Regions from separate parts of the Homo sapiens genome. Here regions 1, 2, 3 and 4 are each linked to region 5. Evidence: chromatin contacts called from ENCODE Hi-C or POLR2A ChIA-PET data. All regions are on one chromosome and are shown on one strand. The core of a region is the stretch at or near the end of the contact, and the rest is flanking DNA. Distances in the headings are between cores, read along the strand shown. Region 1 overlaps LOC101927421 (a long non-coding RNA gene). Region 2 overlaps LOC101927421 (a long non-coding RNA gene). Region 3 has its middle 84 kb from the start of LINC02240. Region 4 overlaps LINC01170 (long intergenic non-protein coding RNA 1170). Region 5 holds the start of ZNF608 (zinc finger protein 608).

Evidence for each region. A loop is a pair of places that touch in the nucleus more often than their neighbours do. ChIA-PET counts read pairs that join two places held with the same protein, here RNA polymerase II (POLR2A). Pooled maps may share reads with other maps.
Region 1: a map of endothelial cell of umbilical vein shows a loop between it and region 5 (7-fold over the local background). The contact joins the enhancer-like site here to the promoter of ZNF608 in region 5. A Hi-C loop is called at or near these places in 3 of 168 maps with a recorded cell type or tissue (Calu3, PC-3 and endothelial cell of umbilical vein) and 2 of 50 pooled maps. POLR2A ChIA-PET finds 5 or more read pairs at or near these places in 5 of 52 experiments (BJ, HEK293, HEK293T and 2 more).
Region 2: a loop to region 5 is called in a map of endothelial cell of umbilical vein, with 4 times the contacts of the local background. The contact joins the enhancer-like site here to the promoter of ZNF608 in region 5. A Hi-C loop is called at or near these places in 3 of 168 maps with a recorded cell type or tissue (IMR-90, chondrocyte and endothelial cell of umbilical vein) and 2 of 50 pooled maps. POLR2A ChIA-PET finds 5 or more read pairs at or near these places in 3 of 52 experiments (OCI-LY7, SK-N-SH and activated B cell).
Region 3: a map of PC-3 shows a loop between it and region 5 (11-fold over the local background). The contact joins the enhancer-like site here to the promoter of ZNF608 in region 5. A Hi-C loop is called at or near these places in 22 of 168 maps with a recorded cell type or tissue (Caco-2, Calu3, GM11168 and 16 more), 34 of 37 single-sample maps with no recorded cell type and 27 of 50 pooled maps. POLR2A ChIA-PET finds 5 or more read pairs at or near these places in 10 of 52 experiments (AG04450, HEK293, HEK293T and 6 more).
Region 4: a map of heart left ventricle shows a loop between it and region 5 (2.3-fold over the local background). The contact joins the enhancer-like site here to the promoter of ZNF608 in region 5. A Hi-C loop is called at or near these places in 1 of 168 maps with a recorded cell type or tissue (heart left ventricle) and 1 of 50 pooled maps. POLR2A ChIA-PET finds 5 or more read pairs at or near these places in 1 of 52 experiments (SK-N-SH).

Annotation. Positions count from the first base shown.
Region 1 is chr5:125,276,428-125,281,186 of GRCh38, forward strand. The region is part of intron 4 of LOC101927421 (a long non-coding RNA gene); the gene reads left to right. Among named protein-coding and RNA genes, the nearest start is that of LINC02240, 210 kb to the right of the region's middle. Within about 2 kb of position 1,269, at least 2 of the 41 ENCODE cell types and tissues checked have a DNase peak (open chromatin) inside an H3K27ac peak, as active enhancers do; they include endothelial cell of umbilical vein, where a contact is called at or near this core.
Region 2 is chr5:125,309,397-125,314,771 of GRCh38, forward strand. All of the region lies in intron 4 of LOC101927421 (a long non-coding RNA gene), which reads left to right. Among named protein-coding and RNA genes, the nearest start is that of LINC02240, 180 kb to the right of the region's middle. Within about 2 kb of position 2,480, at least 4 of the 41 ENCODE cell types and tissues checked have a DNase peak (open chromatin) inside an H3K27ac peak, as active enhancers do; they include endothelial cell of umbilical vein, where a contact is called at or near this core.
Region 3 is chr5:125,407,245-125,412,240 of GRCh38, forward strand. No RefSeq gene overlaps it. Among named protein-coding and RNA genes, the nearest start is that of LINC02240, 84 kb to the right of the region's middle. RefSeq lists an enhancer at 4,422-4,921. Within about 2 kb of position 1,552, at least 8 of the 41 ENCODE cell types and tissues checked have a DNase peak (open chromatin) inside an H3K27ac peak, as active enhancers do; they include PC-3, Panc1, endothelial cell of umbilical vein and 1 more, where a contact is called at or near this core.
Region 4 is chr5:124,126,720-124,131,670 of GRCh38, forward strand. The region is part of intron 4 of LINC01170 (long intergenic non-protein coding RNA 1170); the gene reads right to left. LOC101927397 (a long non-coding RNA gene) reads right to left here. Exons shown (of 4, transcript XR_246575.3): 4 at 4,475-4,951. Among named protein-coding and RNA genes, the nearest start is that of LINC01170, 310 kb to the right of the region's middle. Within about 2 kb of position 1,337, at least 4 of the 41 ENCODE cell types and tissues checked have a DNase peak (open chromatin) inside an H3K27ac peak, as active enhancers do.
Region 5 is chr5:124,745,137-124,750,231 of GRCh38, forward strand. ZNF608 (zinc finger protein 608) reads right to left here and starts at 1,503. Exons shown (of 10, transcript NM_020747.3): 1 at 1,059-1,503; 2 at 1-36. RefSeq lists enhancers at 1,744-2,742, 2,436-2,615, 2,743-3,741 and a silencer at 3,621-3,860.

The DNA.
Region 1 (4,759 bases), core at 19-2,518, 530 kb after region 5:
GGTCATGAAAAGAAGGAGACAATATTATGAGCTGTGTCACCCAGCTCAGAGAGAGCTTCTAGTTGTCCTAAAATCAAGGTGAAATCCTTATCATGAAGCAGTGTATTACTTACTATTTTATTGTAGTAATAGATAACCTACTCAAACCTGCTTAAATAACAAAGAGAATATAGTGGTTCACTTTTCTGAAAAGTTCAGAAGTTGGGTGGGCTTCAGGCATGTGGGATTCATAGATCAATGATATCATGAGAGTCTGAGCTCCATTTCTCATTGTTGTGCTCTACCCTGTGAGTCGGGTTTATTCCTGGCCTAGCTCCTCTGGCCTTATATTCTTACTCTCAACCCCATTGTTTGTCTAAACACCTCAAGGAAAAGTCTGAAGGTAATGCAGATTTGACTATCTCTTTTGTCAGAGAGCCCAGAGTCTCTGATTGGCTTAGCCTCATTCACCCTCTCCAGCTATGGAGCCTGATGGATGCCCACATGGAAATCAGGGCTGTTAGGAAGAGGGCAAGGGATGGCTGTGAGGCAGCCAAAGCAGAATGTTCAGAGATGGGCATGCTCTTCTTTCTGGAAAAGTAAAGTTGCCTCAAAGGCCAGAAGGCACAGATTCTATTGCATACCTCTGCACATCACTGTATTAACATATTTAAACTTGGCTGAACTCTCATTAATCAGTCTCTACTAGTTATTCAGTTTATCTTTCAAGGCTTCATAGCATCAGTTCATCTGAACTTTCCAGATCAGACTTCTGCTATTGCTCAGCTGTAATCCTACTGATATGGATTAGGTGTGTATCCACACCCAAATCTCATGTTCCATTGTAATCCCCAATGTTGGAGAGGGGGTCTGGTGGGAGGTGGTTGGATCACGGGGGCAGATTTCTCATGAATGGTTTAGCGCCATCCTCTTGGTACTGTCATCCCAATAGTGAGTGAGTGCTCATGAGATCTGGTTGTTGAAACGTGTATAGCTCCGACCCCGTTGCTCCTGTGCTAGCCATGTGATGTGCCTGTTTCCCCTTCATCTTCTACCCTTATTGTAGTTTCCTGAGGCCTCCCCAGCAGCTGAGCAGATGCCAGCACCATGCTTCCTATACAAACTGCAGAACCAAGAGCCAATTAGACCTCCTTTCTTTATAAATTACCCAGTCTTTGGTATTTCTTTATAGCAGTGCAAGAATGGCCTAATACACCTACATTCTGACTGGGCTATTCTTATCCTACCTCCATGCCTTTGCTCTTACTCACTCTTCCCCCATTCTTATTTGTTTTTCTCTGACTAATCACATCTGACTCAGCCCTGAAGGTTTATTGGAGGAGGCATATTATAGTGATTTAGAGTGTAGGTGCTGGAGTGAGACTGCGTAGGTTCAGATTTAGCTCTATTGCTATGGAAATTTGCAAGTTACTAAGCCACAGTCAGCCATGATTTCCTTGAATTTAAAATGAGAATATAATGGTACCTAAGTCAAGTGTTGTTGTGAGCATTAAATGAGTTAATATGTATAAAAGAGTTAGGCCAATGCCTGGCACTTGGCAAGAAGTCAATAAACATTGGCTATTATTTTAATGCACCATGAAATCATTCCCCAACTAGCCCATGTCTTTCCTTCCTTTAAACTACTGTACTGTTTTGGCCTGAACTCCTCATTGCACTCTTGAACACTCGTTAATTTGAATGGCCAGATAACTTTATACGGATAGGAGGCTTCAATTAAATACTTCTTGTTTCTCTGCACAGAACATAGTTAAATGCCATAAACCTATATTGTAGATATCTAACAACTGTGCATTGAAGAAATGGAATGTGGCTGAGAGTACTCCTATGCATGTTCAAAAAGGATCAAAGCTGGCCAAAACTACCATGTAAGAAAAGCCACTGGAAATTAATCTCTTCAATCAAATATTGCTTTGTGTACAATTAAAATATTATGTCTCCAGAGCTAGTAAAATGCTGACCCGTTTAAACCCATATAATTCAGGTTTAAAACCTTCATTCTTTAGTCAGACTAGATTTACTGAGAACTATGTCGGTTCCTCCCCTCTAGCATATTCCCAGGCAGTTTACTAGGTGCAGGGAATATGGTAGTGAATAATACAATCTCAGACCTAACAGAGAAAGTGAACATTAACTATTACAGGTATGAAGAACTATAAAGGAAATGTACAGAACCTATGTACTGAACAGACATGGGGTTTATCAGTTTGGGAAACAGCACATGCTCCCTTCATTCCCTTGGCATATAGATGGATGTGTGCATTATTTCTGCACAGACGGGGCTGTTATATGTACCCTATATATAGATAGTAATATCTTATATCTGTAGAATGCTGTACACTTTCTATATTACTTCCTTATTTCTCATTTGTTACTCTTCATTATGTTGTCAAGAAGTAAAGATATTGTTCTGTCCCAATGAAAAGCTGAGCGGACTGAAGTGCAGAGGGGTTCAATGCTATTTTCAAGATCAGAGACTGGGAGACGGTTGGAGCTGTGGGTGGGCTTTAGACTGCTGACTTCATGCTCAGTCATCTCTCCATTGTACTCCCCTTTGTGTCCTTCCCCCATCTCTTCCACTATCAGCTGCTGATTATGTGTGTTTGGTGAGGAAAAAGTGGTAAATAGAGCAAGTGTGGCAAATAATAATACCTTTTGGAATTATCCAATTGGACATAAAAAGGGAGCAGGCTTAGAACTCTGTAGCTGGATTCTTTAGTACAGAGGACATCATTGCAATTTCCTTACCTTGTTTTGGGAGTTGAAAAACATTGCCTAAAATTTATAAATTTTTGTTCATTGCAGTTCCAAGAACAGGAAGGACATTTATTGTCATAACATCAGTTTGTTGTAAATGATATTCATCGACCTAGATTTCTCTTCTATCTTTTACATGCTAACCCCTATTCATCCTTAGAGGCAGTTTAACTGTGACATCCTTCAGGAATCATTCCTGATAATTTTTAAAGTCCCCTTTCTCCTCTGCTAAGTGATATGCTCCACTGCTGAGCTCATACATTATCTGGGCTTACTTCTCCATCGTCCTAAAGAAGCATGAGTTCCTCAAAGCAGAATCTGTGCCTCATCCACCTTTGTATCATTAATGTCTAGTACAGTACCTGGCACAGAGTAGTTCCTTGAATAGTTAATGAATGGACGATGTTCTATCTGCAAAACTCTGAAAGATGCATAGTTTGGCATTTCACTAGATCCTGAATCACATCATCTTTTGTCTCAGCTCCTCAAGATTGGCTAATAACACCTTATTGAAAAAATATATGAATTAGCAAGGGAAAACTGAATGTGTCATGCCAGAGTGGTAGCATACTTCCAGTACTTCCATCTCACCACATCTTTCAGAAAATAACACATGATTCTGTTGCTGTCACCAGTGTACAAACTGCTGCTTAGTAGGGTTTTTACACAAATGAAGAAGCAATACAATTCAAAAGTCGTAAGTATAATGGCTCATTACAATCAGCTGTGAACTAAAACAGGAACAAAACTTGTTGCACTAACTTTTGCGATCAAATTTTAGAAGGTTTTGGAAAGAGGGGTGGGGGAAGTGGGGACAGGGAAAGACAAAAGGGGAGTAGAGAGAGATGAGAGGAGGCAAGGGAGCAAAGAAAGGGGGAAGGGACAGAAAGAGCAGAGAAAGAGAGACAGAATGAGACAGTGCCATTCAAATAACTTTAAAAAGTTTAGCTCCCAAGCTATATTCTTGGACTCCAGGAGAAAAATTAATTGCAAGGAAATTGTTCAAAATTCAAGTGTACATAACCCTTTTACCTACAGGAAATTAATAGTTGCCTTACCTATGGACTAAAGCCAGAAGTTGAGGAATAAGAATAGTTTGAGATTATACACAGGCCTACAAAAAGAGCTAGATGGGAAGTCAGGATATGTGGGTTTCAGGTATGACTTCATGGCTCTATTACTCTTTCTTTGTAATGAGAAAAAAGAATTTTGGGTTTTGGTCTAGGTGCCTCAAAGGCCTCTTCTAGTTTTAAAATGTCATGTTAGAGAAAAAATATTTTTATAGGAGTATAAAATTTACAAAAATAGGTAACATATGCTATGGACAAAGAGAATTCAGATTATGATAAAACAGAGAAAACTGAGGTCCCTAATATACCAAATATTACAGAAAAGAAAGACTCTTTACTCCAGATGGCTAATTGAATAGAAGATTTCTGTGAATGCACATGAAAATGGCAAGAGTAGACATAAACTTGGTGTGAAATAAATCAGAACAACCATGCATTTTTTTACAGTGTAGAAACTTGTATTTATAAACAAGGAAACAAGAAAAGTGAAGGACAGAATAAGATAAAGGAGCACATGTAACTCATATATTCTAGGTTCAATGCATTAGTGAAAATGACAGATAAAAAGAAATTTTTTCTCCTTCTTGGATCCATTACAAGGTATTTGTAGAGACTGAATACTATTTCAGCTAATGTGTGTAGAAGCTCTGGATTTTCCTACTAAAAACAGCACTTTTTTTTTTTAACAGTCTGACTTTTAACAATCAGAGATTAAATGGAGCATGTGTTGAGACTCTCCATCTTTGGCATTCCAACTGTTTTTTCATAAAAATGAAAAATAAAAAACACAAAATGCAAAAAACACTGTATCACATAAATAACACATTAGTTGCTATTTCTTCTGCTTGATGAGACTTTTTCTTGATTCAGTCAGCTCTATATCTCTGGCACAGAAAACCTGGGGAAAGGGGATGAAGGGATAGCAAACATGA
Region 2 (5,375 bases), core at 1,230-3,729, 570 kb after region 5:
GGTATTTGCTAAACAAACAAATTCTCAAGCCTCAACCTGGACCTTCTGAATAATAATCTTATGTGTAAATTGATGATCTCCATGTTTAATGATCACCTCTGGGAATTCTTTTTTTTTTTTTTTTTTTTTTTTTTGGAGATGGAGTCTTACTCTGTCACCCAGGCTGGAGTGCCATGGTGCAATCTCAGCTCACTGCAACCTCCACCTTCTGGGTTCAAGCAATTCCCCTGCCTCAGCCTCCCAAGTAGCTGGGACTACAGGCACATGCCACCACGTCTGGCCAATTTTTGCATTTTTACTAGAGATAGGGTTTCACCATGTTGGCCAGGCTGGTCTTGAACTCTTGACCTCAGGTGATCCACCCGTCTCGGCCTCTCAAAGTGCTGGGAATACAGGTATGAGCCACTGCGCCCGGCCAGAATTCTTATGATTAGGGGAGTATGGGAAGTCCTAACCTAGGTAATACATTTGAGATTCGTGGAGTACGTATCTTTATATTCTCCCACCACATATAATAAAGAGTCTTGCAAATATTTTAGTTATGTTTGAGACTATTAAAAACAACCTAATTAATACTCGTGAGTATATAGTAAACACTCATAAATACACATCTCCATAAGTCAAGATTATGTTGCTCTCCAGGGAAATATATCAGAAATTTAAACCACTGCAAGATTCTGATGACAGTTTGCTCAATTTAGAAAGAGAAAGGCTATTTGGAATAAAAACAGCTTTTACAAAAGAATTTCAAAAATGTGATGCTATATCCTCTTAAAGTCATTGTAACTATATTAAAGATACAAGCTGATACATTGTATATATAACATTTCCCCCATTTTTACCATGACTTACACTTCCATGAAGATTCATTTGAAATGTGAATTTTGATTACTTGCTTTGCACGGAAATTCACTTAGCAAAACTTCAGCAGGTTGAAGCACAAGTAAATATGATGAACTACAGTACAAGAATAGTCTTATGATTTTAATAAAAATTACACAAATATATTATTTGAATAATTACTACCAAGTAGTCAAAAATAGCTGCCTATATCAAAAAATACATTAGAGTATTAATTTGCTGAACAATTCTGGTGGGCAGGTGTACTGTTCGCAGATTTAAGAAAAAATGCACACACACACACAGACACACACACACACACGCCCTCAGACACAGATGCTCCTTGACTTACAATGAAGTTAAATCCTGGTAAAGCCATTGTAAGCTGACAATATCAACTTGAAATGCATTTATTTAATACAACCAAACTACTAAACATTATAGCTTAACCTAGCCTAACTTCAGTAGGCTCAGAGCAGCTACATTAGACTATAGTTGAACAGAATCATCTAACAGAAACCTACTTTATAATAGAGTTTGAATAACTCATTTAATTTATTGAATATTATACTGAAAGTGAAAAACACAATAGTTGTATGGGTACTTGAAGTATGGTTTCTACTGAGCATATATCACCTGCTTACCATTGTAAAGTTGAAACATTGTAAGTCAAACCATTGTTAAGTCAGTGACTCACTCTCTCTCTCTCTCTCTCTGTCTCTTTGTGTATGTGTGTGTGTATGTGTGTATTACCTGCTTGCAAGAACTAGCTAATAGTCTAACTCAGGGGTTGGCAAACTTCTGAAAATAGCCAGATAATACATATTTTAGGTTTTGCTGGCCACAAAGTCTGTCACAACCACTCTACTCTGCCATTGTAGCCTGAAAGCTGCTACAGTCAATATGTAAACAAACAAATGTGTATTCCAATAAAATTTTATTTATAAAACAGGCATTCAGCTGGATTTGGCTCACAGGCCATAGTTTGCCAACCTCTGATCTAATGGGGTAAAAAATTAAAAAGTACCAGATGAAGCTTACATAATATCTATCTTGTAAGTTTATTCTCCTCCCTGTCTGTACATACCGTTTCTCAGATCAAAAGGTAGAGCTCACTTTCCTTCTCTTTGAATTCTGACTTATAACTGAATATGACCACGAGAATAGCAATTTCAGAAGAAGAAATGATGTTCTGAGACCTTGAAGTCCAGGCTTTAAGAGGAATGGAAGTTTCTACTTTTGGCCTTTTGGAACGCAGTCACCATGCTGTGAGGATCCCAGATCATATGGAAAGACCACGTAGAGGAGAACAGAGGTGCTCCAGTTGGCAGCCCTAATTAAGCTCCTAGTGGACAGTCAGAACCAACTGTAAGCCATTTTGGATGTTCTGGATGTCCAGGTTGAACCCCCCCCAGTGACTGCAGCCCCAGGGAGTATCACATGGAGCAGAAGAACTGACTGAGCCTAGCCAACTTGCAGTGTCATGAGAGATAATATAGTCATTGTTTTAAGTAACTACATTTTGGGATGGCTTGTGATACAGTAGTAGATACTTAAAACATCTCACTATTGGTATTATTTGTGTCCAGTTATTCATGCCTACCAATGACATGGAATCATAACTATAAGAACAAACTAGTAGTGTTAGTGAATCACTAAACAGCTCATGAATTTTTGTCCTCACATTTCCTAGTCTGAGTCATATTATTCAAAATTCCATTCTGGATATCTTGTATAACACATTCCAGGAATATGTGTAATATATTCCAAGATTCTCTGAATGTGTAACTGGAGGATTGTTTAAGAAACTAAGATTACATTTTTTAAGAGTTGGAAAGTCAGAGAATCTATGATCTGGTATGTCTGGGTCTCTCCCCATCCGCAGAAGACACAAATGAAAGCTAGACAATCTGAAATTATCCTCCTCTCTCTTACATCAAGAAGCCTAGAAAGTATAATAAAAAGACACTAATAATTAAAAATTTTGGTTGTGATCAAAAAGATACAACATATTTATTATAGGCTTACTATGTCCTGTTTGTGATTCAAGGATTTATCTGGAATATCTCATTTAATTCTCCCAACAACCTTGAGAGATATTATATTCCCATTTTTCTGATGATGAAGTCAAGATTTGGTCATTGTATACAACTATAATGAACACTGCCAAGATTCAAACCTAGACTGTTTTTTTCCAGAGTACAGGTACGTATTAGTCCATTTTCACACTGCTATAAAGATACTACCTGAGACTGGGAAATTTATTTTTTTAAAAAAGATTTAATTCACTCAAAGTTTCACATGGCTGGGAAGGCCTCAGGAAACTTACAATCATGGCAGAAGGTGAAGGGGTTACAATCATGGCAGAAGGGGAAAGGGAAGAAAGGTACATCTTACATGGCATTGGTAGAAAGAGAGAATGTGCAGGGGAAACTCAACAAGATCTTCTGAGAACTCCCTCACTATCATGACAGCAGCATGGGGGAAACTGCCACCATGATCCAATCACCAGTTCCCTGCCTTGATATGTGGGGGTTACAGTTAGAGATGAGATTTGAGTGGGGATGCAGAGCCAAACCACATCATTCTGCCCCGGCCCCTCCCAAATCTCATGTCCTTTTCATATTTCAAAACCAATCTCATTCCTTCCCAACAGTCCCCCAAGGTCTTAACTCATTCCAACATTAACTCAAATGTCCTAGTCCAAAGTCTTATCTGAGACAAAGCAAGTCCCTTTTGCCTATGAGCCTCTAAAATCAGAAACAAATTAGTTACTTCCAAGATAAAATGGGGGTACAGGATTTGCCTATGAGACTCTAAATCAGAAACGAGTTAGTTACTTCCAAGATAAAATGGGGGTACATTCACATGATAAATGTTCCTATTGAAAAGGGAGCAATTGGCCAAAACAAAGGGCCTGCAGGCCCCATGCAAGTGTGAAACCCAGCCAGGGTTCTTAAAACTCCAAAATCTCTTTTGACTATATGTCTCACATCCAGGGCATGCTGATGCAAGGGATGGGCTTCCAAGGCCTTGGGCAGCTCTATCCCTGTGGCTCTACAGGGTACAACCCCTTTGGCTGCTTTCAGGGACTGGTGTTTAGTGCTTGCTGTTTTTCCAGGTACATGGTGCAAGCTGTTAATGGATCTACTATTCTGGAGTCTGGGGGATGGTGGCCCTCTTCCACTAGGCAGTGCCCCAGTGGGGACTCTGTGTGGGGGCTCCAATCCCACATTTTCCTTCTGCACTGCCCTAGCAGAGGTTCTCTATGAGGACTCTGCCCCTGCTGCAGACTTCTGCCTGGACATCCAATCCATACCTCCTCTGAAATCTCGGCAGAAGCTCCCAAAGCTCAACTCTTGTCTTCTGTGCACCCGCAGGCCAAACACCATGTGGAAGCTGCCAAGGTTTGGGGCTTGCACTCTCTGAAGCAATGGCCTGAGCTGTACGTTGGCACATTTTAGCCAGGCAGGAGCTGGAGCAGCTGGGACATAGAGCACCACATCCCAAGGCTGCACAGAGCAGTGGGATCCTGGGCCCGGATCATGAAACCATTTTCCTCTCTTAGACCTCCAGGCCTGTGATGGGAGGGGCTGCCATGAAGGTCTTTGACATGCCCTGGAGACATTTTTCCCCATTGTCTTGGCTATTAACATTTGGCTCCTTTTAACTTATGCAAATTTCTGCAGCTGGCTTAAATTTTTCCCCCCAAAATGGGCTTTTCTTTTCTACCACATGGTTAGGCTGCAAATTTTCCAACCTTTTACACTCTGCTTCCCCTTTAATCATAAGTTTCAATTTCAAACCATCTCTTTGTGAGTGTATATAACTGTATGCTTTCAGGAAAAATCAGGTCACCTCTTGAATGCTTTGCTGCTTAGAAATTTCTTCTGCCAGGTACTCTAAATCATCTCTCTCAAGTTCAAAGTTCCACACATCTCTAGGGCAGGGGGCAAAATGCCACCAGTCTCTTTGCTAAAGTATAGCAAGAGTCACTTTTATTCCAGTTCCCAACAAGTTCCTTATCTCCATCTGAGACCACCTCAGCCTGGACTTCATTGTCCATATCACTATCAGCATTTTGGTCAAAACCTTTCAACAAGTATCTAGGAGTTCCAAACTTTCCCACATCTTTCTGTCTGTTTCTGAGCACTCCAAACTGTTCCAACCTCTGCCTGTTACCCAGTTCCAAAGTTGTTTCCACATTTTCAGGTTATTTTTATAGGAGTATGCCACTATTCTGGTACCAATTATCTGTATTAGTCCATTTTCACACTGCTATAAAGAACTACCTGAGACTGGATAATTTATGAAGAAAAGGGGTTTAATTGACTCACAGTTCCACATGGCTGGGGAGGCCTCAGGAAACTTACAATCACGGCAGAAGGCAAAGGGGAAGCAAGGCACATCTTACATGGCAGCAGGAGAGAAAGAGAGAGCACAGGGGAAACTGCCACACACTTATCAAACAACCAGATCTTATGAGAACTCCCTCACTGTCACGAGAGCAGCATGGGGGAAACAACCTCCATGAT
Region 3 (4,996 bases), core at 302-2,801, 660 kb after region 5:
AATAAACGTGAAAGTTTGATAGCAAAAACCAGTCAGACGAAGTCTGTCCTTGTATAATATAAATAGCCAAGACCATAATAAAGACCAGAAACACTTGTACATCCTTAATGTGTTTCTAAGAAGGTCATTGTGAGCAACCCTGCACACTTTTCAATTCTGAATGGACTTTATCAATATTCCACACATTTGGCCTGAATCAGTGGCTCCTTCTTTTAACTGGGGCATTCCTAGACATGGTGTTATAAAGTAGAGAGTGGAAAGGTAAAGTCATCATAGCATGGTTATCTGTCTGGACAAGGTCAGAAGTCAGAAATAGGCAAAGAAAATGTTAGAACTGTGAGCAGTGTGAAATGTGTATTTCTCTTGGAAGCACTGGATGAAAGGCAGGGCAGATAGGGAAGCAGGTAAAATAAAGCACTGCTAATATTTCAATTTGGTGTAACATCTACATTTTAAAATAAACCAACTACCAGGACTCAGGACTATTACAAACTACAATTTAAAAAAATTCCAAGTGTGTTTCTAACTAAAACATATGTAATTAAAAAATATTTCCATTTGTTCTGTGGAACTGCCTATCGAACACATATATATAGGTAAGAGAAATGCTACAGGAGACTGACTGTTTCTTCTTTAGAAAACTGTGTTTAGCAGAGGAAAAGAAATCAATGCCTGTATTTTCCATTATGACAAAGCTCATAATTGTCCTTAAATGGACTTTTTGTACTCAAGGCTTATGATTCCAATTTGTCATTAGTGATAACTTGCATCAGTATCTAGAAAAGAGAAAGTTTCAGAGAAGACAAAAAAGTCTTCTATCTTAATTTTCACAGCCATTTATTGATGTGCACATTACTTTCATTCTTTCAACCTAAATTGAATGTAATATGCAAAATAGACTATCTGAATAAGTAGATTATTAGGAAGAAAAAGGTAGCATGAGTCCTGTTCACTATAAGGGAAAGTATATTAAACAAATTATAAATAATATAATTACAAACCATTGTAGATCTACAAAGTATTTCTTGTGTGGTTTACTTAAGGATAGTATAGTCATTTAAGTTGCAAAGAATAGCCACAGAAGGAAGCATACCTATTCTACCTGAATTCTACAGAATTTTCAGTAACAAAAAAAACTGCAGATCCCCTTTCTAATGTTCAATGTGGAAATAAAAAGCCTCGTCCTTTTAGCTATTAAACACCATATCTTTTGATCACTGAGTCTTCCTCTTTTATTTATTTATAGATGTGAAAGAGCAGGTAGAATTATGCACTGCAGGTATCTGAGAATTTCAGTTTCAGAAGGAACAATAAGGATGGTGCCATCCAACCCGGCTATGCCACAGGCAAGACTCACAGAGGTAAAATGAGTGTGCAAAGTCAGGAGCAAATCCAGGGCTGGAATCTGGGGCTTTTCCCATTATCCTAGGCTTGATCTAAGGTCAGCACTGTCTAAGTTAATGAACATACAGTTTTGCAGTTCTAGCAACAGAGCTCAATAAAACTACACTTGTTCTGGTGCACACCAATGAGATCATCCAAGGTCATTATTTCTGTCTTCCAAGCTCTGCAGATCAGCACACTACTGAAACCCAATTAAACCACAAGAGGTGGGGAAACATTAAAAATGAATCATTGACTGTTTAGGGGGAAATAAAAAGACAAGGCTTTCTGAGTCAGCTGAAACTTTCATCAGCCACTGGGCGTACCCTGTGAGCAAAGGAAGTCACAGGGGCCCAATGAGATACCTCTGTCATATTTTTTTCTCCAGATTGTGCTTTCTTGAAGAGATACTGAATTTAAAATGGAGCTATTTGGCAATGACAGGAGTTTAAAGGAGAGAGTTGGGAATTAGACCTTGCACCAAATAATCTACATCCCTGCAAGTGAGTGCGCCGTATTTCAAGCTATTCTGGTTGGCTGAGCAAAGCCCTGCATTTTTGTTAACTCCCTTTAATTAATCTTGTCATAAGTCCTATAGTGAGGTGGATGAACTTTCAAACATTAAACAGTGGAATTACTCACCGGGTGGCTTTTCCCAAACACTCCAACCCCAATTAAAGAGCTGTATTTGGTTTGGGTTTCCTCAAATGGCGCTCCTGTTAACACTCATCAAACACAGGAAAAATAAAACAGCAATTTAACTGTGCCCGCAGTGTGAAAGGCTTGTGCAAATAATCAGCACATTTCTAACCGGTTAGTAATAGGCAGAGTGCAAAAAACAAATGACCAGATTTATACCACTGGGCAGGTCTGAAAGCAATGTTACAGCTGAAATATATTCATTTACAATTTAAAGCAAGGCTTTCAGTGAATAATTGTTTACATAATAGTGAACAGTGCTTGTGCTGCACAACTGGGATCCATTTACAATGTGTTAACCAAATAATGCATGTTTACAAAAGATTTAGAGTTTGTTTTTGGAGAAAAGAATCGTGGTACCCTTGCCAACAAAAGCAGAGCAGTATGTACAGTTAGTAAATCTTTTCTTAGCTGCAAAATTAGCGTCAAGTTGCTTGAGCCCGTAAACTACGTCAGCATAAGTCACTCTCATTAAATTGATGTGTGAAGGTAGTATTCTTAAACAGCAGGTTGCTCCATTCTGATTTTTTTTTTTAATCAGTCAAATAATGAGGTGGGGGTAGAGTTGCTTAACCAGGCCAAGGGAAAAAGAAAGCGGAATCATCTTAAAACGGCCATCCCGGATTTAATAGCCTACAACAAAACCCTAAGCAGGTCAACTTCATGGTTCAGCAATTCCTAAAAGCCTTGTCTACTTCTCCAAAGCTTATCGGTGACGGCTGGTGTATAAGAGCTCCCAATGAGGACTGATTTACAGCACTGAAGGGCTTTGCAGTGACAAAGGAGGGCCAGGGTCCTCGAGTGCTTTCTGTATTTTTAAGATCCCAGAAGATGATGTGGTTCTGTGATAGGAATCTCTTAAACTTTACCATTGACATAAACAGGTCACAGTGCCTGCAAAAGCTTAAGCAGGAGTCAGGAGCAGTCTCTCTCTCTCCTTTTTTTCTGGGTCAGAGTCAGATTTTATCGAGTCAAGCTATCTAATTGAACACAAACCATGTGATAGGACCCAAACAGAGTGTATTAAAAATGAAACAGAAGGAGCCAGGTTTGTCTCAGGCTAGTGCTGTTACACGCGTAAGTTTCAGACATCCCCTGAATACAAAATGATTTTTTTTCCCCCTGCATTGACAAAAGTCCGTCTTGCAGGGGGAAAAAACAGTAGAGAATAAAACAAACAAATCCACACAAACACACAAATCTAGTTTCATGCTAGATGTATCTGTTGTGAAGCAATATGTTGGCTGAATAGGGAAAGTCAGGTGAGTTAAAGTCTTGTGGCAGCCTGATTTAAACCATGGCTACACAAACCAGAGCCCTGTCCAGATCTCAGGAAAGTGAATTATATATAATAACACTTACAGTTTCCTACTACTATTAGATTTGCCTTCTTACATAAATGCTTAAGTTATGATAAAAAACAGGGCCATGTCAGTTCCTTTCAGTCTCAGCACATTTGCTATTAGCATAAGAAATGCTGCTTATGGCAGAGCTAGTCGGGCTTGAAATTTCTGAATTAATGGATTTGATTTCCTCTTGAGACAAACCATCAGCCTTGCAGTAATGGAAATAGATATAGTTGGTAAAACAAATAAAAAGCTGGCATGCAGATAAAATGGGTTTCGGTTTAAAATAGTAATGTTGTAATTGAAGTGAACAATTACAGGGTTGCTCCTAGGCACAAAAGAAATACCATGAAAATGAAGTAATGTTTTTGTTAAGTATAGTCATTTCATGAAAATGTAGAGCTGCAGATGTCATTGTCTGCCAAAGGGAAAACTATACTTATTCTTCTATACAAAGATCATTTAATAACATTTGGCTAATTTTAATAATAATTGCTAATATTAACCCTATATTTCACTGGGAGTTTGAGGACAAAGGCTCCCTCCCCCGCCCTGTTCTTTCCCTGTCTTGGTAGTGAGCCAGGGAGAGCAAGTTCCTGTAAAAAGCCATTGGCAATGTGCTATCAAATCCCCACCCCCAGCAGCAGTCTACTCTTTTTTAATGTCTTATTTCTCTTTCTTTGTCAAGCATCTGTTATCAGGAATGGAGCCTGTTAGCTGGCAATTGGAGGTGCAGGAGGAACTGGAATAAAGAGGGGAAGGAGAGTGGGAACGCCAGGCAGGACAGGAAAGTGGGCTCTGGAATGTTCACATTTGATCCCCTGCACATTCTTTCTTTTTTTTTTTTCCTTTGGTCTGTTGCAACTTGTCTGTGAACCATACGAAATTCAGAATAGAAACTTCCATTTTTAGAACTTGAAATCTTTTCATTTTCATACACACACAAACGGAGGCAGCCAAGGCCACAGGATATCACAAGAAACATAAGTGTCTCATTGACTCTGAAAAGACAGTGACACAAATACACTTTCACAAAATGCTCAGCTGGGTCCCAGCCTGCCACTTGGCCCTTTCTCCCACTCCTCCGTTTCATTGCATTGAAGGAAGAGACATGCACTGTGTTTCCTCCTCAGGTTTTAGTAATTAAAACAATATTGTAGCTCTTTGAAGTTTTATTTGGAAATATACTGCGCTTTGTTCCCTCCAATGCTGCCTGGCTCACACAGCCTATTTGGCGCATTTGGCATCTCTTTATCCAAGGGAAGCGCTTTTCCCGGGGTTGGTATTTTTTTTTTTTTCTTGGCATCACAGCATTGAAGAAGGCACAGAGGAGTGAGAAAATGAAAGTCCCCCTTAACAAAGGATTGAGCTGTGACTTCTTAAGAGAAAAGGTTAAATTGACTGGCTGCGTGTCTTGGAGTGAAACAGGAGAAGGGCTGCTTCCCTTTTTACTCACCGCCAGTCAGAATAATTCATTTCCTAAGGCAGCCTACCTGTGACAGTCACAGGTGACCTCCCAGCCTGCTAAGCTCGGATGATTTCCCCTTCCCATTGCCCGAGTGCAGCTC
Region 4 (4,951 bases), core at 87-2,586, 620 kb before region 5:
AGTAGCAGTCTCAAACCCCACTGTGAAAAGAGGGGCTTCCTCCTATTTGTCTCTTCGATTTGAAGTTTATACAGGAAGAAGAGCAAGAGAATCATAAATAACATTTAAATTTAGGAGCTACACTTTTTAAGTTTTCAAGAAGACAGCAACTGTAACCAAAAGAGCTTTGTTCTCAGGCTAAATTTTGATTGATTAGGAAGCAGGACATTCTCTAACCATTGTAAACCATAACCTAATCATTAACTTTGTGAAGTTAATATTCAGCACTGTTTTTTTTTTTTTTTTAGATGGGGTCTCGCTCTGTCACCCAAGCTGAAATGCAGTGATACGATCATAGTTTACTGCAGCTTCAAACTCTTGGTCTCAAGGGATCCTCCCACCTCAGTCTCCTGAATAGCTACAACTACAGGCACACACCACCACACTCGGCTAATTACGTTTTTTACATTATTTTTTGTAGAGACAGGGGTCTCACTTTCTTGCCCAGACTGGTCTTGAACTGCTGGCTTCAAGCAATCCTCCCACCCCAGCCTCCCAAAGTGTTGGGCCTGCCTGGCCATATACAGTACTTTATACCGCATTGACCTATACAATCATTTACATGTGCACAAAATATGTGTGCAACATGCAGAGCTATAGCCAGGTGTGTGGTTGTGTGCAGACACATGCATATGCAGACAGAGGCGCACACACACACACACACACACACACACACACACACCAAGTCAGTACACCAGCTGTTCAGCATTATTTACAATATATTGGAATCACCGCTGACCTAAAGAGCTGAAGAAAATAACAGGCCATATTTTCAGCTTAGTAAAACCCTGCAGTAGGGAGCCCTTTATGAACAATTACAAGCATTTGCTGGAAATACATTTGCTGATTTAACAAACTGGGTAGGACAAATGTTTAACATGCTGTCGTAATGATGTTCAGATGCTTTTCTTAGTATTCGCTGATCTGAGATAATGCGTTCTTGCCCAATCATGCTACAAAGAAGCAGCGGAAATAAATAAATAAATAGATGTAATGTGATGCGCTCTCACAATAGCAGAGCTGCTGACTGCCCCTGACAGATGGGAGAAAAAAAAAGTCAATATGATGTCTGAGACAGCCCAGGCTCGGCACTGCAGAATAAATTACATGATTCGCTGAATGCCTGGGCTTCGCTCAGACATACAAAAAAATTGGAAAGATAAAAGCTTGCATTGGCTTCAGATGATATTTACTGCTTGATGGATTTACTAGCAGCCCCAGTACAGTCATACTGTATTGAATTATTGGCCTCTATTTAGCTGTGTGTCCGTCGGAGCTTGAGTGTCCATTTAAGCGTAAGTGAGCTGGAGGCCCGCCAAGTCTCTCAGAGGCTCTGGGTACAGAGGAAGACGCAAGCTAATGGCCACCAGCTTGAATAACAGGGAGCTTGAGGATACTGGGGTAGGCAACAAAGCCCAGCTACAAAGTACTTTCTTATCAATATTAATGCCAAAATAAATATTAATGGAGGCTTCCCGGCATACCATTTTTGAATGTGCCCTGTTTTCTTTGTATTTTAACACAAATAGCTGGAAATGACTGTGTGATTTTTTTCTTTCCCTCTCCTTCACACTTTTTCTCCCTTTGAATCTAAGAAGGAATTTGGAAAAGACCATTAGCTTTACTGCTGCCCGTTGTCACAGCAGCAGTGTTTCTATAAGGCAAAGGAGGCAAATGAAATGCTGGCTCTAAGAGGTATACAGCTTCCAATAAAATATATGATTAGAATTGTAATGTGCAGTACATCAGCTATTGTTACAGAGTCTTTACTGCATTGTGCTATGGCAGTTCAATTGGGAAGGAGCCTTCCATGTACAAAGCGCCCGTTAGGAAAGTTGCATTGTTATCATAGCTTCAAAAAAGAAGGTGGTGTGTGGAACAGGGGATATGTGCAACTCTCTGTACTTTCCACTCAGTTTTGCCATGAACGTAAAACAGCTCTAAAGCATAAAGTTTATTAGTTAAATAGAAACACACAAACACACATATACACACAAAGAGGGTGCAGGCAGGTTGGGTTGCGGTGGAGGAACAAAGAGGGCTAAGTGTTGAAGGCACTGGATTCAGCTACCCAGGGCCTAAAGTGTGAATGAACTGTAATTTTTCATAGTTTGTGCACTATAGGGAAGAGGGAGTAACTGGGGAGATGGGCCAGTCAAAGAGAAAGTCAGGGTCTGGCTCATCATTATTTATGGGAAAGATTAGGGGAGGGTTACTGCACAAGGATCCAGAGTGAGACCCACAGCGAGAGTTCTCAGACATCTGTGCAAGGCAACTGCTTCCATGAGCAGCACCAAGAGACCACATGCTCCAGGAAGATGCACATGGAGCATGCCAGCTGACTAAGTGTGCAAGGCCGGCTTCAGGAGGGTCTCCATGCTCTGGCAAGAGCAGGCACAGCCTCCAAGGCCAGAAACCCTCCCTGCATCGACTTGCCATGCAACCCTGAGCAAATCACTTAATTTCTTTTGTCCCTATTCTCTATCCTGTAAAATAGTTGATGATATCATAATAACAATGAACTACATTACAACATATTTAATGGATCAGGTGGAGTATGGATGACAAAAAGGTGAGCAGTGTTTCAGCAGTGTTAAACTTTTGGAGTGCATTTATGATCATTCTCACATTTATTCTCTCCACAGAACAGTGCATGGGTCTTGCTATGCCCATTTTATAGAATAGAAAAGTGAGGCACAGCTACTTAACCCAGGTCGCACAGCTAGATCACAGAAACACTAAGACTGGCCCCTAAGCCTCCCTTCTGATATACTTTCTGAACTATGAAACTTGAAAAGTCACCATCCCCTATTTGAACAGCAGGAGTAGGCACAGGTGACCCAGTGGACCCAGAAGTGCATCACTACCCTGAACTTGACTTGCTGCAGGACCTCTGATCACATCCCCTAAGTCCCTGGCCCTTCTCTCCAGCTCAGACCTGCCACTGTGAGGGGTTCCTGGGACCAGCAGTGTTCAGATAGACTAGCTGGGGGATCCCAAGGCCCCGAATGCCTAGGATAGACATCTCTCGGCTGGCTTTATGCAGAGCAAACTATTCTGAGGCTGAAGGGGCGTTGGATGCCACGGTCCGTCCCGCCTGCTTTCTGGGTGCTGCTCTCACTTTGCAGACTGCTCACAACAAACAGCAACCATCTATTTCATTCTGACCGGTTCTCACACTAGAACACTTAAATCCATTCTTTCTTTCTCTTGCTTTCTCAAAGCAAAAGAATCCATAAGGCAAAAGGAAATAATCACTGTATCTCAGACTCACAATAATGGAGCATAATTGCTATTTTCGTCTTGGTACTTGACACACATCATCTCACTTCTTCATCAGAATAGTGCCACAAAGTTGTCAGTATTGTTTGTTTTCATTTTCCACAGATGAGTGAATTGAGGTTCCAAGAGGTTAAATCTTTGCTCAGGGTCACACAACTGGTAAGTCAATAAGCTCAGCTTTAAAGCCCTGATTTGGCTGGTTCCAAAGCCCAGGTTTCTCCAGAAAATGTGATGCTCTTTCTGGGATGGCCCTGAAGAGTCTCTGTTTAACAATGCAAGAGAGTTGGCAATCTATTTTTTAAAGTCTTTTATGAAAAATGATCAAGTTTTTCTAATGATACTTTAAGAAAGGAAGAATGTAAATACTATTATGTGTTGTAATTCACCTTTTCTTACAAGGATTTTTTTCTAAAAGCCCCAAGTAGTTTGGTACAGAGTCAAATACCTGGAGCTGGAATCAAACTGGCTGGAGTTCCAGGCCCTGCCCCACCAAGGGCTAACATTCAAACTTTAACATTCTTGTGCCTCATTGCACTCAAGTTCATGTAATGGTAATAACAATACTTTGCTTGTAAGGTTGTTAGGAATATTGAAATAACGTATGGTGCCTTAGCCCATAGGCCTCAATACTTGAGGCTTCTTATTGGTAGTAATAGTAGTATCAACATAACAATGTACATGATTGACTTAAAGTAATTAAACTATGAGACACCAGCCAGCCAGTGTCATAAAATAGGCAGATCACGACAGAGAGGGTGCTTTATTACTCTTAGTAACTACCAAAATGATATTGTTAGTTGCTAGAATAACCTGCAGATTATAAATAGGGAGCTGCAAACACACATGGGACCAGGGGCTCTCTTCAAAGGGTTGCTGTTTCAGATAGAGGGCAAGAGTGACTTTGAATCTGGCAGTCTCTGTGGCATCTGCTTATGGGAGGTAGTACTGAGAGATGTCTTGTTTCTTGGCCAGGGTGACACGATTTGTGATTTATGCCCCTTATCACACCAGGGCTCAGCAAGCAGCAGCCTCTCTGCAGGGGAGACGCATGGCATTGCCATCACACGGAACCCGATTGTGCCATCTGGCAACAATCGGATTTCGTGTGATGGCAGAAATGTACATATACTTTCTGGAATTGATGCAGAAAAAGTGGTTTTAAATTTTTTTATTAACATATATATTTGACAAGCCTATAGATTCATGTTACTAATACTAGGATATATGATCTCTTAAAAGAAGACACATTGAACCACTTTCATAAACACTATAAAAAGTAAAGGACTACATATAAATCCCACATTTTGAAGCATCAAAAACAACAATAATTGCTTTAATTTCATGCTCTTGCACTTATATCATTTGTTCCCACTTTTAATCTGTTAGCTTAAAATCTTCAGCTTCTTTACGAGTACTTGTGTAAAAGTTGACTGAAGCTTACTATTCAGTACGTATGATGTATGTCAAATCAAATATACTATCATTTGCTAACAGTCACTTATAGACAGCAGAGCTCAGTTAAAATCTACCAGTAATTAGAGTCAACACTGGATGTGTTAACAGGGCCCATGTTAATGGATGTGCTAATTATTCTTCTCTGCGACAGACCCTGGCACCTGTTTGGTTTCAA
Region 5 (5,095 bases), core at 253-2,752:
AGGGATTTTACACCCTCAGTCCAGGTCCACCTTTTCCTGTGAAGGGGGGGGGAAAAGTCGAATATTTCTTGTCTGGGTGTTACCAGAATAAAAAACGATTAGTATTGGGGAATCAGTAAAGGGGACAGGGAAGGATGGAGAGTAAGGTGGCTCATGTATTGTCCTCACAGTCCAATATCAGGTTTAAAGGAAAATAACCAAACCCGAAAAATAAACCTATGACAGTAAGCATCTTACGGTAGCTAAAAAGAAAATCCCTTTATCAACAACACAAGGATAATCACCTTTTTAAAAGCATTAAATTATCTTAAGGATCTGATTCAAGTCCAGAAAGGTTTTTGTGTTCTTTTTTAAAGTTTAGGATTTCAGTCTGGCACATGTGATATCTCAACCCCAGAAACACAGCCTGAACACTCAGACAAGAAGGAAGAACACAGCTTTAAACATCCCTAAACATGTCCTAGATCTTGCAATTTAGAAGACCAGACCCTGGAAGTTCTGAGGCTAGTTTTCAGAATAGAATGTTGCTAAATTTTCCTTATTTCTAATTTAGGTTTCAGTACTTCTTTTTACAAATTGTCTGGGCAATCTGTTTTTTGTTCCTAGTAAGGAACAGAAAAAACAACCAATAACTGCCCCCAACACACACACATACCTCCCTCCTATCCTCTTTTCCCAAACAGCTTCTACAATTTCTTTTTTGAAATATGCATGTCTTTTAAGAGCATTTCTCTCTAGAAAAGACAGTGTTATATAAAAAGTTAAATACCTGCCTTTTGAGAAAAAAATACATTTAAACAATTCTACCATATTCCTAGGTCAGAGAATTGCTCACTCTCTTAAATACGGTGCTACTGACTGTACAGAAAACTGATTAAGACATACACTTTAAGTGATCTGCGCCAAGGTGGCCTCAATGACCGCAAATGAGTGTGTTTGACAAAGAGCAGTTAAAACGGTTTTTAAAGGGATCAGCCCCTTTTTAACAGTTGATTGTCAAGAAAAAAATAAATAAATATACATACACACACACATACACACACACAGACATTGCTTACCTTTTAATCCTTTATCATTTTTTAATTAGGCCAGCAAATCAAAATGCCTTTCCCACTCCACTCGGCAAACAAGCCTGTGCCTCATTTTACTTAAACACCAAATGATCAAGAAGGAAGAAACCAAATAACACATCTCAGCCAGAATAATCACTCGATAACATTATTCCACCTCCCCACCCCCCTTTTGGCAAACGAATCAGTCCTTTTCTCCTTAAAAAAAATGTGTCACTGTACAGCTGGAAAATAATGTTTCACATTCACAACAGAAGCACCAAAGGTTTTTTTTTCCTCTTAACAAGCATCGAGAATAATAGTTTTTTAAAAAACAGAGAGTTTAGAGAAAAAAGTTTTCCCAACTTCTCATTCCGCCTTCAGTTCCAGACTTCAGAGTCACCGTGATCAGTAATGATCCCATGTAGCAAACCTACAGGCGTCCGCTAGTAACGAGACAGAATGTGCTAACATCGGGATAAATTAGTGAAAGGGAAGAAAGAATAAGAAGAAAGGACTGAAAATCTGGGCTGGATTCCGCCTGTTAGTCGGGAAGTGGCATTTTTCCGCCCGTCCTGACAGATTTGATTTCTTGAACTAACTTAAGAGAAAAGGAGGGGGGGAGTAGAGGGAGGAGGAGGAGAAGAAAGGGTGGGATGAGAAACTGGGCAAGAGGAGAAAAAGAAAGGTGTGGAGGAGGAGACAGCAGATGATTCAGTGAGCTGATAAACCAGTTATAACAGCATTCGCTCGGGGCGGGGGGCGGGGGGCTTGGGGCGGTGGGGTGGGGAAAATAACGGCGTTTAAAATGGGCTCAGTCTTCGAAACCTAAAGGATGTGATGTTTTCCTGTCTTATGTTGTTTTAAGAAAAAGGAACTGAGTTCCTAGTATAGCTCCCGAGGGGAGTGGAATCCTCTGTCGCTCAGGTCAGCCAGTCATGTGGTAATTCGATAATTAGAGTCAAAATAAGGTTTTTGTTTTCTTTTTTTTTTTTTTTAAGGCGACCCTTTTCGGGAGTTTTTCCCTCTTATACTCGCAGCAAACGGTGTGTCTCCCTTTTATTTATTTTTTCTCTCCTCTCCCTTCGCCCAGCCCCTCCTGTGTTTAGTCAGATGGCCCCGGAGCTTGGCTTAGTATTTTTAATTAGCTGGCGTTTGGAAGCTAAAAGCAGTAATGAATTGTTGATGGATTGGAAGTGGAGAGTCGCTTTGCTGGAAATGTCGGGGCTGGGAGAGGGGGATGGGCGAGTTAGTAACAACCAACCATCTAAAAGGAGCGATTTTGTTACAGTGCAAGCCTTTCACATCACGTGAGGATCAAGGGCTCAATTGGTTGTCGTGAGAACAAAAATGGTGACAAGCGTATCAAGAAAATACTGATCTGGTCTTTAAAAAAAAAAAAGCTGAAAGTCTCTCCCCTCCCCCTGCACACACTCCCCCAACCTCCTCCCCCCGCCCCCCCGCAGTGGGCGAAGCTACAAGTTATGAATGTGAAACATTTCTCGGAGATCTAGGATCTCCGAAGTTCGGAAGGAGCGAAATGTAATGAGCACAAGAGCAAAGCAGATGTTTTAAAGAAACACTTTATAAACCTTTCCTCAACTTATCTCCAATTTGTCGGCTTTCCCAAGGGGCCAGGGACGGGGACGCCTGGGGGAGGGAGAAGGGTATCTCCGAGCTACTTGGATTTTAGGGACCCCCACTTCATGTATTAAACAAAGAAAAACCTTTTGCTTGCTCCCCAGCCTGGTCCTGTAATAAATACACCATTGTTACTATTTGTGGGTTTGTTTGGGTTGGGTGGGGCTTTTATTTTTTCTCTTAATGGTATTTTTGTTGCTTGCTTTTTTAAGGAGATGGCGAATGGTAATTATAACCATTACATGTAATGAGTGACTATTCCCTTGTTTAATATTAAATTATCGGGCACTGGGATCTGACAGGAGACAGAAATCGGCTTGTTCTGCCCTTGCCCCCATTTTCCTGGATCGCTTTGGGAGGGGGGTCTGCCCAGCTAGGACAGAAGAGGGAGGGAGTAAGGTGAGCTAGAGAATTGACACTGCAGACCAGGATATGCAACTGTGTCACTTTTATTCTCCTTTGGGTTAGAGCCCAAAAGCTAATTTCCTCTAAGTTACCCCGAGTGCCCAGTCAAGCTTAATTTGTGTGAAGTTACAAATGCTTCACCCTCCACTGAATAAAATTCACCCTTCTTGGGTTGTTGTTCTAAATGCAAAAGCCAAACCCTGTAACTAGTTCCTCATTTCTATGCATAAAACTCGCACATTCCCCTGCATGAAGTCCCCGCTAAGTGCTATATAGAGACACACCACGCAACCGTACTTACGGTCTGTATTGGATCGAGTTGACCTTTTCCTTCTAACTGCATTGAATGTGTTTGGTTGCAGCCGCTTTATTTTGGAAATTATAATCTCTTCAACAAATTTATTATTAAAGAAGATGGACCATCAAATGTCACAGACCGTCCTGTGTATTTTTTATAAAAGCAAAAATTAAAATTTAAAAAAAGCAAAACAAAAATCCCCCTGGTGCACACACACAACAAGCTTGTTCTGCAACACTAAATCAGGACTGAAACACAACACACACACAGGGGGAGTGGAGCAAAAGAAGCTCTCAGCCTCTATACCTGAAAGGGACTTTTCTTTGTTCCCAGTGCCCTTTCGCATCGGGCCAATCAGAGAGCAGCTTTTATGAAACTGGGCTCTCTCATTGGCTAGCTGCTTTCTCTTGGCTACTGTAGGGGGTTGAGATATACACACGTATAAAACACACACTGAGAGCGGGTGGGGGTGCTGTGGGGGGTGGTTGTGGAGACAAAGCGTTTTATTTTCCAACCAGATTGGGGTTGAGGAACCTCCCGCAGTAAGAAGGCAAAAAAATGGTGCGCCCCTTTCAATTACTACATCATTCACATAAAACACTTATTTATTAAAACAAATCTCAAACAGGCTGCGAGGAGAGGATGTCGGTAAATACAAGTTTGATTGTGTTATCTTGGGGGAAATAATGTATGTGATCGCTCGGTGGCAGAGAGAAGCCAAACGAGCCGCTAGCGCGTAGCGAAGAGAAAAGGGAGGCTGGCTGTGTGGAACTGACTGCGAGCATTTTGCCGGCTTCCCTTCCTTGTTCCAAGGACTTCGCAGCCCAACTCCCAAGACTGATTTTCTGTATTGCAGCTTCTGGCTTTCAACCCTCCCCCCACCACTTTGCCCTTCCTGCAGTTTTTTTTTTTTTTCTTCCCTGTGTCTCTCTTTTTACTCGCTGATTAAATAAGAAAAATCGATCTGCGGGTAAAGGCGATGGTGGGGAAACAAGTAACCCTTTTGTTTCCAGGGCTCTGGTCTACAGGCACTGAAGTGTGAACGCAGGCGACCATTTAACCAACACTATGTGAATGGTTCTTCCCTGGAATTAGTAACAAATCTTTTCCACCTGGTGTTATGTGACTCCAAAAAAGAAAAACTTAATATTAAAATAAGGCCCCAGCTAAACATAGTAACACCTCGGGCCAGCCTCATCTTTTAAAAAATCGACTTATGAAAGTTAAATGTACTAGGAAGATTAACTGTTAAACAGTCCCAGTACACGTATTTAAACTGTGGAAGGGTCAGAATTCCTCTTCCCCCATATCTTTAACCCCACTGGTGGGGAAGGGGGCATCATGAATCCTCTGAATGCTACATCTACAATCCACAAACACAGAAATATTTTAGAATTTATTGTAGGACAAATGCCAGCAACCAAGTTAATGAGACTCAGCTCATAGGATAAGAGAGGTTAATATGAAATAACAAGTTTAACATTTTACTATAACAGCTAACATATTTAAGCTAATGTATTTACATATATTAAGCCTTTAGAGTACATTTAATTTTTAATTTTTTATTGTTACCTTCATTGTTTTTAGAAGCTACAATATGGACATTTGAAAGTCAAAGGTTACTGTAAACTGAAAGCATCATGATCCCAAGTTTTAAAGATCCAGTACTACTGGGATTGTAATTTCCACGTGACAATTGTAA